2 separate regions of the Homo sapiens genome follow, and region 1 is linked to region 2. Evidence: read pairs that join two places in POLR2A ChIA-PET (ENCODE). Cell type or tissue: CD4-positive, alpha-beta T cell. All regions are shown on one strand. Each heading gives the region's core, and the rest is flanking DNA. Links, peaks and the distances in the headings are about the cores only.

Region 1 (8,344 bases), core at 1,681-6,680, 340 kb before region 2:
CCCCACGGTCTCCCTCTCCCTCTCTTTCCACGGTCTCCCTCTGATGCCGAGCCGAAGCTGGACTGTGCTGCTGCCATCTCGGCTCACTGCAACCTGCCTGCCTGATTCTCCTGCCTCAGCCTGCCGAGTGCCTGCGATTGCAGGCGCGCGCCACCACGCCTGACTGGTTTTCGTATTTTTTTGGTGGAGACCGGGTTTCGCTGTGTTGGCCGGGCTGGTCTCCAGCTCCTAACCGCGAGTGATCCGCCAGCCTCGGCCTCACGAGGTGCCGGGATTGCAGACGGAGCCTCGTTAACTCAGTGCTCAATGGTGCCCAGGCTGGAGTGCAGTGGCGTGATCTCGGCTCGCTACAACCTCCACCTCCCAGCTGCCTGCCTTGGCCCCCCAAAGTGCCAAGATTGCAGCCTCTGCCCGGCCGCCACCTCGTCTGGGAAGTGAGGAGCATCTCTGCCTGGCCGCCCATCGTCTGGGATCTGAGGAGCCCCTCTGCCTGGCTGCCCAGACTGGAAAGTGAGGAGCGTCTCTACCCGGCCGCCATCCCACCTAGGAAGTGAGGAGCGCTTCTTCCCGGCCGCCATCCCATCTAGGAAGTGAGGAGCGTCTCTGCCCAGCCGCCCATCGTCTGAGATGTGGAGAGCGCCTCTGCCCCGCCACCCCGTCTGGGATGTGAGGAGCACCTCTGCCCGGCCGCGACCCAGTCTGGGAGGTGAGGAGCGTCTCTGCCCGGCTGCCCCGTCTGAGAAGTGAGGAGACCCTCCGCCCGGCAACCGCCCCGTCTGAGAAGTGAGGAGCCCCTCCGCCCGGCAGCCGCCCCGTCTGAGAAGTGAGGAGCCCCTCCGCCCGGCAGCCGCCCCGTCTGGGAAGTGAGGAGCATCTCCGCCTGGCAGCCACCCCGTCCAGGAGGGAGGTGGGGGGGTCAGCCCCCCGCCCGGCCAGCCGCCCCGTCTGGGAGGGAGGTGGGGGGGGGGGTCAGCCCCCCGCCCGGCCAGCCGCCCCGTCCGGGAGGTGAGGGGTGCCTCTGCCCGGCCGCCCCTACTGGGAAGTGAGGAGCCCCTCTGCCCGGCCACCACCCCGTCTGGGAGGTGTACCCAACAGCTCATTGAGAACGGGCCATGATGACAATGGCAGTTTTGTGGAATAGAAAAAGGGGAAAGGTGGGGAAAAGATTGAGAAATCGGATGGTTGCTGTGTCTGTGTAGTAAGAAGTAGACATGGGAGACTTTTCATTTTGTTCTGTACTAAGAAAAATTCTTCTGCCTTGGGATCCTGTTGATCTATGACCTTACCCCCAACCCTGTGCTCTCTGAAACATGTGCTGTGTCCACTCAGGGTTAAATGGATTAAGGGCGGTGCAAGATGTGCTTTGTTAAACAGACGCTTGAAGGCAGCATGCTCCTTAAGAGTCATCACCACTCCCTAATCTCAAGTACCCAGGGACACAAACACTGCGGAAGGCCGCAGGGTCCTCTGCCTAGGAAAACCAGAGACCTTTGTTCACTTCTCTGCTGACCTTCCCTCCACCATTGTCCTATGACCCTGCCAAATCCCCCTCTACGAGAAACACCCAAGAATGATCAATAAAAAAAAAAAAAGGAAAAAAAAATAAAAAATAAAAACAAACCAACTATATCACATCTAAAATAATGAACAATAATTATTTAATATTATCAAATAGCCGGCCAAGAGTCAAATTTCCCAAATTACTTTATAAACACTCTTTTACATTTATTTCTTTGAATCATAACCCAAGAAAGGTCCATACATTGTATCTGGCTGATGTGTCTCCTTAAGACATTTTTACCTATAAGATGATTCTTAACTATATGGGTCCCCATATGGCCTTAGTTACAAGTTGCAAACTGGTGGCTTGTAGTTTGTTTGGCTCACATAAAAAATTAGTTCAGTTTGTAAAAATGGATTGAGCTATATACCCATAATACATAAAACACTTTTCTGTATCTAAGTTATATTTCAATAGAAGGCTTTTTTGAAAAAAACTTAGTTGATAACATTTAACAGATGGGAGATTTCACATAAAAACCTAAATTGTCTGGCTTCTTTTAGAAAATTTAAAGATGTGGCCAAGACAGAGTCAGCTTTCCCACAAGGCACCAATGGGCTGGGGCTTAGTAGCAGCTGTTCCTCTTAGATAAAGTATGTGTTCTCCAGGTTATCAAAGTCCCTCCCAAGTCTGCTTATCTTCTGCCTAGACACTGAAGGCATTTGAGTTTTCAATCCCTGCCTTAAATACTTAAAATGTTCTTTTAATATACTGATCATTCACTTATTTATTCATAAGACATTTTCTTAATACTTTTTGTGTGCCAGGCATTGGAGATGATAGAAATGAGTGAGATATAGGTCATATCCTCAAGAAGTTTATAGTCTAGTACAGTGAAATAGACTGTAAACAAATAGGGCAATACAATGCAATGGAAAAATAGTGGCACAAAGAAGGAAGTGGCTGATTCTGGGAGGTAAGAGGGGAAGAGGAATTAAGAAAGCCTTCACAAGAGGTGATCCCTAAATTGAACCTACTGTTTTATCAGGATATAAAGGATAAAAAATATACCACAGGCCAGGCGCAGTGGCTCAAGCCTGTAATCTCAGTACTTTGGGAGGCCGAGGTGGGGAGATCATTTGAGGCCAGAAGTTTGAGACCAGCCTGGCCAGCATGGCAAAACCCCGTCTCTACTAATAATATAAAAATTAGCTGGGCATGGTGGTGCATACCTGTAATCCCAGCTACTCGGGTGGCTGAGGCATGAGAATCACTTGAACCCGGGAGGCAGAGGTTGCAGTGAGGCAAGATCATGCCACTGCACTCCAGCCTGGGTGACAGAGCAAGACTCTGTCTCAAAAAAAAAAAAAAGTCTCTTCCAGGTAAAACGTCTTACAAGTATAGGTCATTTATTCTTTAAAATATGTAAAATAAAGTTGTATCCTCACAGAAACTGCCTGTGCCAAACACAAACAAAAAAGAAAAGTCAATTGTCAAGATATTTAGAGCCGGGTGTGGTGGCTCACGCCTGTAATCCCAGCACTTTGGGAGGCTGGGCAGGATGATCACTTGAGCTCAGTAGTTCAAGACCAGCCTGGGCAATATGGCGAAACTCTGTCTATACAAATAACGTAAAAATTAGCTGGGCGTTGTGGTGTGCACCTGTAGTCCCAGCTACTCAGGAGACTGAGGCGAGGGGATCGGTTGAGCCCAGGAGGTTGAGGCTGCAGTGAGCCATGATCACGCCACTGCACTCCAGCCTCAGTGACACAGCAAGACTTCATCTCAAAAAAACAAAAAAAGAAAACAGAAATGTTGCTGGAGAAAATAGGCTGCATACAGGTTACAGGCCTCCTTCACCAAGCCTGTACAACGGTAGTTCCTTACAGTATAGGCTCTTCTACCTATAGGGACCTGCCTCATGGCTAAAACCCCAGCCTATAAATTAGGAATTCAGCCTTTATTCTACTTTAGTTTCGAAACTTAAACATGAACCAACCTCTCAATATCTCAATTCCCTCACTTTATAATACAAGGAAAAATTAGTTTTATACATTCGTGAAGTTTCTCTCTTACTTTAATCCATTTTGAAAATGGGACCTCTTCCTTACCCATTTTCTTTGCAACACATCACTCTAAGAAATATCCACTAATGGCTGGGTGCAGTGGCTCATGCCTGTAATCCCAGCATTTTGGGAGGCTGAGGCAGGCAATCACCTGAGGTCAGGAGTTTGAGACCAGCCTGACCAACATGGAGAAACCCCGTCTCTACTAAAAATACAAAATTAGGCCGGGCACGGTGGCTCACGCCTGTAATTCCAGCACTTTGGGAGGCCCAGGTGGACGGATCACCTGATTGGGAGTTCGAGACCAGCCTGACCAACATGGAGAAACCCCGTCTCTGCTAAAAGTACAAAATTAGCCAGGCGTGGTGGCACATGCCTGTAATCCCAGCTACTCGGGAGGCTGAGGCAGGAGAATTGCTTGAACCCGGGAGGCAGAGGTTGCGGTGAGCCGAGATCGCGCCATTGAACTCCAGCCTGGGCAACAAGAGCTCTCAAAACAAAACAAAAAAATAAATAAAAATACAAATTAGCCAGGCGTGGTGGCACATGCCTGTAGTCCCAGCTACTCGGGAGGCTGAGGCAGGAGAATCACTTGAACCCAGGAGGCAGAGGTTGTGGTGAGCCGAGATCACACCATTGTACTCTAGCCTGGGCAACAAGAGCGAAACTCCGTCTCAAAAAAAAAAAAAAAGAAAAAGAAAAAGAAAAAGAAAACAAAAGAAATATCCACTAATACCTCTAGAATATTTAAAAAAAAAACCCACACTTACTTGCATAGCTGATACACTTATGTGTTTGATATTAGCTGTTTGTGTCAGTTTTAGACAGTCCATGTTCTCAATAGTTACAAGAGCTTCAGCTATTAGACTCTATTACACTATTATAAGCAAAGGAGCATTTAAGTCTTTCTAATGAAATATGCTGGTGGAACTGGCAAACCACTGTTAAATTGTGGATAAAAATATCCACTGTGATGTTTTCTTATCCCTACCTATACCAGGAGTTCTTATGAGAGACAGAGCTATGAATCCCTTAGAACTATAAACAAAATTCTGTATGTAATATACATTTTTGAGAGCAGAACAGCCTTAGTTTTTCATCGGATTTTCACAGAGATCCATAACCATCTCCAAAAATCTAAAAATATCGTTCTACATTCTGGAGCAATCAGGAGCTTACTAAAAGTAGGATGATCAGCTATAGGTTTTGTAGCTTAGGAAGAAATGAGGAATCCAAGTAAAGAGACAAAGACAATAGAGCCTCTACAGGAATAGTAAAGTTGCTGAAGCTACTGTAGGGGGGCTGGGAAGAAGATTAAACAGAATTGAACTCCAATTCCCAGTCCCTAAAGGGTTACTACACAGAAAACCAGAATTCAGTTATAAAGAATTTCTAGAATGACACCAAAATGAATGAAAGATAATCTGTGACTTGTCACTATAAGAATAAGCTACCCACTCACGAAAAGGAATGTTTTTTCTGAGTATATTTTGCTTTTTCTCTTCTTGTTAAATCATGGCTGAAGCAACTCTACATGTCACGTTGGAGAAACGTTATTTATTTATACTTTGCCTCATACCAAATAAGGAGCGGTAGGGTCTACAGAATCACATACAATTCGAATTCAAATGTCCTTAAATAGAGATAATGCCAATGACAGCTTTGGAAAGTTGATATTCCACCAAGAAAATTCCTTTTCTGGTTTATAAGTTAATTTCCTTCTGTATGGTGATGTGAGAAGAAACGCAAGTCACAAGCTTCATGGTTCCAGTAAGGGGGGAAAGCAAGCATTATTGCTATTTTTTTTTTTTTTTTGACACAGTGTCTCGCTCTGTCACCCAGGCTGGAGTACAGTGGCGCGATCTCTGCTCATTGCAACCCCCGTCTCCCAGGTTCAAGTACTTCTCCTGCCTCAGCCTCCCCAAGTAGCTGGAATTACAGGTGTGCACCACCACACCCATCTAATTTTTTAGCAGAGACAGAGTTTCACGATGTTGGCCAGGCTGGTCTCGAACTCCTGACCTCCAGTGATCTACCTGCCTCGGCCTCCCAAAGTGCTGGGATTACAGGCGTGAGCCACCACGCCCAACCTATTGCTGCTAACTTTCTGAAAAGATTCAGAGAAAAACACCAGTCAAGTTGGCAAGCACCCCTGGGCACCAAGGAGAAGAGGGGATTTGTGATCACTCCTAGGCTCATGTTTCCCTTGAGAACTCTTCCACAAATACTAAAAATAATTCCTCCCTAAGAAAATGAGTACTCTGTCAAAACAGCATAAATTATTATCTTGACAGTGGATGGTGTGAGGATATGCATTTGTTCCAATGTGAACCATTAAAATTAAAAAATAAAAGCTCAGTAGAAGTAGAAAGTTTAAAAAAAAAGATCAGTGCCAGATATAAAAAGAAAAATCTGCATACTAAATTCCTAAAGAAATTAGAATTACTAAATGCAACTACACATAGTCCAGATCCCAAAGAGATGAGCTCTGACTTTGCAATTCTTAGATATTTATCTTCAAACTAGATCCAAAACAAGTGAAAATTAAAGAGAAGTGAATCTAATCTTTCACAATATAGCTAGGCTCCTTACCTTATGTAGAATGAGGATCAAATGTAAATTAGGATGTTTAGTTTCCAAGATTAAGAGGTTCAGTCTCTTAAACCAGAGTAACATAATCTCACTCAGAATCTAAACTAGAAATTCAAGAAGGCAGAAACCATCCAGAGGGAACTGGGGTAATAAATCTCACTGGTCAAGGGCCTATTTGATGAAAAGCCCAAAGACCCTGAAAATGTTTTTATTTTTTCTCAAAAATGAAACACCATTCCATTTAGCAACTTAAAAATATATAAATGAACAGATAGCTTTGGCTAAAAATATATCCTCATTATCTCTACAACTAGAAAAATAAACACTTCAAAACACCTTTTCCTATATAGTAAAATTTATAATACTTCACACCAAATCTAATACTGGCTACTAATGGGATGGTAGGAAGGGAAGAACAAGATTTTTCCTTTTCACTTTATACAATTCTATGCTGTTTCATTTCTTCAATGAACATGTATGTAATTTTTATAAAATTTTAAGTTATATACTCTAATTTTACAGGAATAATTTTTAAAGCATTGATTATTCCCAGCGTTAAAGAGGTTGTAGGGAAACAGATATTTTCCTTCACTGTTATTTTGACTACAAACAGGTATAGCCTTTTGGAACACAATTTCAAAATATCAAGATTTCCTACAGAAATTTTGCACAAGCACACATCAATAAAATATAAAATAGTGAACAACTAGGCCGGGCACAGTGGCTCACACCTGTAATCCCAGCACTTTGGGAGCCTGAGGCAGGTGGGTCACCTGAGGTCAGGAGTTCGGGACCAGCCTGGGAAACATGGGGAAACCCCATCTCTACTAAAAATACAAAAATTGGCCAGGCATGGTGACGCACACCTGTAATCCCAGTTACTTGGGAGGCTGAGGCACAAGAATTGCTTCAATCCGGGAGGCAGAGGTTACAGTGAGCCGAGATCATGCCACTACACTCCAACCTGGGTGACACAGACTTGGTCTCCAAAAAAAAAAAAAAAATAGTGAACAACTGTCTGCAAGCCAGCATTATGGAAATACTTTAAATGCCTATCAATAGGAGAATGGTTAAATAAATTATGATACATACATCCATGCTAAGAAATAAGTTTAAAAGAATGTAGAAATCTATATGTACTAACATGAAAAGAGAATCAGTAAATATGTCAATTCTCTCCAAATTGATCTATGGGTTTTAACACAAGAACCCAAATCCCAGTAAGATGTTTTTGTACATATAGACAAGCCCCTTCTAAATTTAGTGGAATGGTAAAAGAACTAGAAAATAAAACAGTTTTGAAAAAGAGTGAGAGGAATCACTCTACCTGATAGTAAGACTTCTAGAAATAAGCCAACACACTCAACTGATTTTTGATAAAGGTGTACATACAGGGCAATTCAATGGAGGAAGGACAGTTTTTTCAATAAATGACGAAAAACTGGACATCCATAGGCAAAAAAAGTACTTCAACCTATACTTCAAACTGTGCACAAAAAGTAATTAACAACGGATCATGGACTTAAGTGTAAAAGGCTACAACTGTAAAATTTTAGGAAAAAACATAAGAGAAAACCTTTGTGATCTGAACTGGGAAAGACTTTTTTTTTTTTTTTTTTTTGAGATGAGTCTCACTCTGTCGTCCAGGTTGGAGTGCAGTGGCGTGATCTCAACTCACTGCAACCTCCACCTCCCAGGTTCAACCAATTCTCGTGCCTCAGCCTCCTGAGTAGCTAGGATTACAAATGTGCACCACCACACCCACCTAATTTTTTTTTTGTATTTTTAGTAGAGACGGGTTTCACCATGTTGACCAGGCTGGTCTCAAACTCCTGACCTGAAGCAACCCACCCGTCTCGTTCTGCCAACTTCTTAAAGAGATACAAACACTGGGCTGGGCGCAGTGGCTCATGCCTGTAATCCCAGCACATTGGGAGGCTGAGGCGGGCAGATCACGAGGTCAGGAGATTGAGACCATCCTGGCTATGGTGATCCCATCTCTACTAAAAATAGAAAAAATTAGCCGGGTGTGGTGGCGGGCAACTGTAGTCCCAGCTACTCAGGAGGCTGAGGCAGGAGAATGGCATGAACTCGGGAGGCGGAGCTGGCAGTGAGCTGTTCCAGCCTGGGCGACAGAGCGGAGACTCCTTGTCTCAAAAAAAGAAAAAAAAAGAGAGAGAGATAC
Region 2 (5,000 bases), core at 1-5,000:
ATAGAATGTATAGGATTTCCCTGAAGCATTCCTAGAGAGCCTGCAAGGTGAAGATGGCTTTGGAACCAGCTGGATCTAGGCTGTGCCACATACTACCTCTTTGGCCTTGGCCACATCCCTAAACTCTTGGATTCTGTTTCCTAAGATGTAAGATGGAGGTAATTGTTCCTGCCTCACAGGAGCTGTTGTGAGGATTAAACAGAGAGTATGTCTTTAGCGCGGTGCCTGGCACCAGTGCCTGGCATGTAGTAGGGGCACAACAAATATAAGGTCCACTTTGCTTTTCTTTTTTCTATAGAGAATCCTTTCCTGTTTGCATTGGAAGCCGTGGTTATCTCTGTTGGCTCCATGGGATTGATTATCAGCCTTCTCTGTGTGTATTTCTGGCTGGAACGGTGAGATTTGGAGAAGCCCAGAAAAATGAGGGGAACGGTAGCTGACAATAGCAGAGGAGGGTTTTGCAGGGTCTTTAGGAGTAAAGGATGAGACAGTAAGTAATGAGAGATTACCCAAGAGGGTTTGGTGATGGAAGGAAGCCACAGGCACAGAGAACACAGAATCACTTTATTTCATATGGGACAACTGGGAGAAGGGTGATAAAAAAGCTTTAACCTATGTGCTCCTGCTCCCTCTTTCTCCCCTGTCAGGACGATGCCCCGAATTCCCACCCTGAAGAACCTAGAGGATCTTGTTACTGAATACCACGGGAACTTTTCGGTGAGAACGCTGTCATAAGCATGCTGCAGTCTATCAACTGCCAACTGCCTGCCAGCAAGACAGACAGAGTGTGGGGGTGGGGGCAGAGAGGAGAGGGAAGGAGGCCCTGCACTAACTGTCAGGATGTGGCCGACCAAATGGGGCATGGACTATACAGAGAGAGACACACACAGAAGTGCAGATTATAGATTGAATGAGGCAGATGGCAACTGGTATTGGGGGCCCAGGAGCCTGTGTATCCCTTCTGTAATCAATTACAGTGGTTGCAGACATCATGAGTACTCCTTTGGCACAGAGCTCGGTCTTTTACTTCCTGCCCCTAATTGACCCCTGACCTGGACATATCTGTCTTTAGGCCTGGAGTGGTGTGTCTAAGGGACTGGCTGAGAGTCTGCAGCCAGACTACAGTGAACGACTCTGCCTCGTCAGTGAGATTCCCCCAAAAGGAGGGGCCCTTGGGGAGGGGCCTGGGGCCTCCCCATGCAACCAGCATAGCCCCTACTGGGCCCCCCCATGTTACACCCTAAAGCCTGAAACCTGAACCCCAATCCTCTGACAGAAGAACCCCAGGGTCCTGTAGCCCTAAGTGGTACTAACTTTCCTTCATTCAACCCACCTGCGTCTCATACTCACCTCACCCCACTGTGGCTGATTTGGAATTTTGTGCCCCCATGTAAGCACCCCTTCATTTGGCATTCCCCACTTGAGAATTACCCTTTTGCCCCGAACATGTTTTTCTTCTCCCTCAGTCTGGCCCTTCCTTTTCGCAGGATTCTTCCTCCCTCCCTCTTTCCCTCCCTTCCTCTTTCCATCTACCCTCCGATTGTTCCTGAACCGATGAGAAATAAAGTTTCTGTTGATAATCATCAAAAATGTCTGTCATGGGGGTGGGGAGCAGGGGAAGCCTGGGATGCAATGAGGGTGGGAGGGGAAGAAAAAGGAGTAGTACATTCATGCTGTGGAGGCAGGAGTATTACCAATTTGCTAGAAAGAGTACTGTTCTGGAAACTGACTTTTTTCCAGGTGCCCTGCACTCATTCCAGGGTTTAGTTTAGAGTTAGACTTACAATGGGCTGGGCGTGGTGGCTCACGCCTGTAATCCCAGCACTTTGGGAGGCCAAAGCGGGTGGATCACGAGGTCAGGAGATCGAGACCAGCCTGGCCAACATGGTGAAACCCCGTCTCTACTAAAAATACAAAAATTAGCCAGGCGTGATGGTGTGCTCCTGTAATTCCAGCTACTTGGGAGGCTGAGGCAGGAGAATCGCTTGAACCCAGGAGGTAGAGGATGCAGTGAGCCAAGATTGTGCCACTGCACTCCAGCCTGGGCGACAGAGGGAGACTCCATCTAAAAAAATAAAAAAAATAAAAAAAGTTAGACTTACCATGTTGTCCCCCCTTTCCAACTAATCTTTAACATACCCCACCCAAGTTTTTCTCTCCTTACCCTTACTCCACTTTTTGGCCACACCTGCCACTTCTGACCTCATAATCCCTTAACTGCAGTCTCAGGCCCCACCCCTGGGGATACTGGTTATCCACAACTATCAACAGCTCTCTCCTGCCTGTCCAGCCTGGGCATCCTCAGCCTATGAAATCCATCTGCCTCTCTAGTCCACCAACCCTATAGGCCTATTTGCCCCACACAAGGCCTCTAGAACACCCTCCTTCTGCATGACTCATCAGGGCACTTTGTGAAGAGTGAGGCGATCTTGAGGGCATGTTCATCTTCATCAAACATGGAGGTGAGGGGCAGCACAGAACTAGAGTCTGTGGATGGGGGTGGAGGGATCTGAGGGCAGTGGAGATCACAGAAATGGGCCCATGTGTCCCATCCTATCTCTTCTCAGATAATCAGCAGTTTCTGGTCAATACCAACTGTGCTGTCGTCGTGTTGCTGTATTACATCCGCAGTAAAGTAAAGTTGCCTAAAACAAGTGAGGAGCTTAGGGAGGGGACTAATGGCCAAAGGTCAGAAGGAGTTGGGTCATCTCTAACCCCCAAGCCCTCCTCCTGGCAAGAAGGGAGTTCCTCATATCCTTAGAGCTTCCTCCAACCCATTTTGTATAGGATCACTGGCCCCTTTTGCTCCCACTCTCTTTCCTTAGCTGCCCCAATTACCCTGTGATCTCCCTCCAGACACCATCGATTTGTGTGAACAAACGGGGAAAATGAAGATGCTTTTCCTGATGAAGCCCAATCATGCAGAGTATGCCAGCAAATACCTTACAGCTCGAAGCACCTACTACGTTTGTAAGGTGGAACGTGGGCCACCAGGTAGAGGCTCAGGAGTGTTCCCCAGAAATAGAATAAGGCCTTCAAGATAGATTATGAACCTTATCTTTAAAACAAGGCATCCAAGGCTGGGCATAGTGGCTCATGCTTGTAATCTCAGCACTTTGAGAGGCCAAGGCGGGAGAATCGATAGAGGGCAGGAGTTTGAGACCAGCCTGGGCAACATAACAAGAGCCTGCCTCCAAAACCAAAACCAAAACCAAAAACAACCAAAACCAAATTAAAACAAAAAACAGAACACCCTCAAACAACAGAACACCCTCAACCAGATCCAAATTGACCATCTCTAGTCAGCCTAAGGAAGGGTACTGCCTCTATAATAATAGGTTACCTCACACATACTCTCCCCTAGGTCCATACCTAAGGGGAAGAAATATCCACCAGCTCAAGGTAGGTTTTTTTTTTTTTTTTTTTGGGACAGAGTTTCGCTCTTGTTGTCCAGTTGTCCAGGCTGGAGTGCAATGGCGCGATCTCAGCTCACTGCAACCTCTGCCTCCCAGGTTCAAGCGATTCTCCTGTCTTAGCCTCCTGAGTAGCTGGGACTACAGGCACCCGCCACCAGGCCCAACTAATTTTTTAGTGCAGATGGGGTTTCACCATGTTGGCCAAGCTGGTCTTGAACTCCTGACCTCAGGTGATCCACCCACCTCAGCCTCCCAAAGTGCTGGGATTACAGGCGTGAGCCACTGTGCCCGGCAAGGTAGTCTTTATTTTTATTTATTTATTTATTTTATTTTTTGTGATGGAGTCTTGCTCTGTCACCCAGGCTGAAACAGTGGCATGATCTTGGCTCACTGCAACCTCTGCCTCCTGGGTTCAAGTGATTCTCCTGCCTCAGCCTCCGGAGTAGCTGGGATTACAGGCGCCCACCACCATGCCCAGCTAATTTTTTTTGTTTGTTTGTATTTTTGGTAGAGATGGGGTTTCACCAAATTGGCCAGGCTAGTCTCGAATTGGCCAGGCTAGTCTGGAACTCCTGACCTCAAGTGATCCGCCCACCTTGGCCTCCCAAAATGCTGGGATTACAGGCGTGAGCCACCGCATCTGGCGGGTAGTCTTTAGTGTTAGGTCCTGGAATCTTGGACTTCTGAAGGGTGGAGACTGGATGACAGGGGCTGGAGATAGCACATGGCTATGTTCACAGGAACCAGGCTGGAGAATGCTTACAGAGCTTTTGTGCCTCTCCTCAAGAATCCGGAGCCTTGGCTGCTTGGTAAGAAGTGAGATGGGGGAGGGAAGAACATGAAGGGTACAGTATATAGCTGTGTGATGGAGAATGTAGGGTGGGACTAGCGTGATATGGTAGGTCAGATGATAGGAGCCTAGGAAAAGGCGGGCAGGGTCCAGGTCCACTTTAGGAGGGACGTTTAGCTCACACCAGGTGGAATGTGCATGCGTTACTCCCCACTTCCCCCATTTCTTGGCCATCTTCTCCGTATATCTCCCTGTCACCATTCCATCATTTCCATCTTAGGCCAAGTGGGGCTCCAGCTGATGGTTTGAACAATGAATGGGAGCATCAGGAAGGGTAAGGTCTCTAGTTCTCAGAGGTGCAGGTGCCTTTTCCTTGTTCTTAGTTGCACTGCGCATACAATGTGATGCCCTGGAGAGGAGACGAATTCAGATGCTTAAAATGAAAGAAGCCAAGAAGGTCGTTATAATTGAACCCCCTGCGAGTGTCCCGGTAAGACTTGCCAAATGTGATCTGCCCCAGCACCCCCCTCTCCCTACCAGCCGACTGAATGTTCCTACACCCCAGCCCTCTGAGATGAATTTCCTGCCTCCAATTTCTTTTTTCCTTCCTTTGGCCCTGGGTTGTAGAAACCTTCCCTGCAGGGGCCTCTTTGTTTACTTACTTTCTTTTTCTAGTCCAAGCAATCAGGACGATCAGACAAAAAGAAGTCCACTCGCAAGTCTCCGACCTTTAGGAACAGACCAGACTTCAGGAAGAATAAAGGTCGCCAACTCAATAAAACCACCAAGCAAAA

What was found. Peaks named below come from ENCODE experiments on the same cell type or tissue, not always from the same donor. Only the 100,000 strongest peaks of a DNase experiment are listed, where the experiment ranks them.
Region 1: POLR2A ChIA-PET joins it to region 2 with 7 read pairs; 3 of 35 experiments call an interaction of 5 or more read pairs at or near these places.

The regions. Positions count from the first base shown.
Region 1 is chrX:71,444,735-71,453,078 of GRCh38, reverse strand. The region is part of intron 32 of TAF1 (TATA-box binding protein associated factor 1); the gene reads right to left. Among named protein-coding and RNA genes, the nearest start is that of TAF1, 83 kb to the right of the region's middle. RefSeq lists enhancers at 1-645, 646-1,642. In CD4-positive, alpha-beta T cell, for the core only: no CTCF peak of the experiment used is centred there; no DNase peak of the experiment used is centred there.
Region 2 is chrX:71,103,994-71,108,993 of GRCh38, reverse strand. CXorf65 (chromosome X open reading frame 65) reads left to right here and starts at 2,254. Exons shown (of 6, transcript NM_001025265.3): 1 at 2,254-2,462; 2 at 2,568-2,654; 3 at 2,857-2,994; 4 at 4,157-4,225; 5 at 4,590-4,696; 6 at 4,882-5,000. The coding sequence starts at 2,438. IL2RG (interleukin 2 receptor subunit gamma) reads left to right here. Exons shown (of 8, transcript NM_000206.3): 6 at 299-395; 7 at 648-717; 8 at 1,073-1,590. The coding sequence ends at 1,258. In CD4-positive, alpha-beta T cell, for the core only: no CTCF peak of the experiment used is centred there; DNase peaks (open chromatin) are centred at 803, 2,373 and 3,153; H3K4me3 peaks cover 2,488 bases; H3K27ac peaks cover 3,973 bases.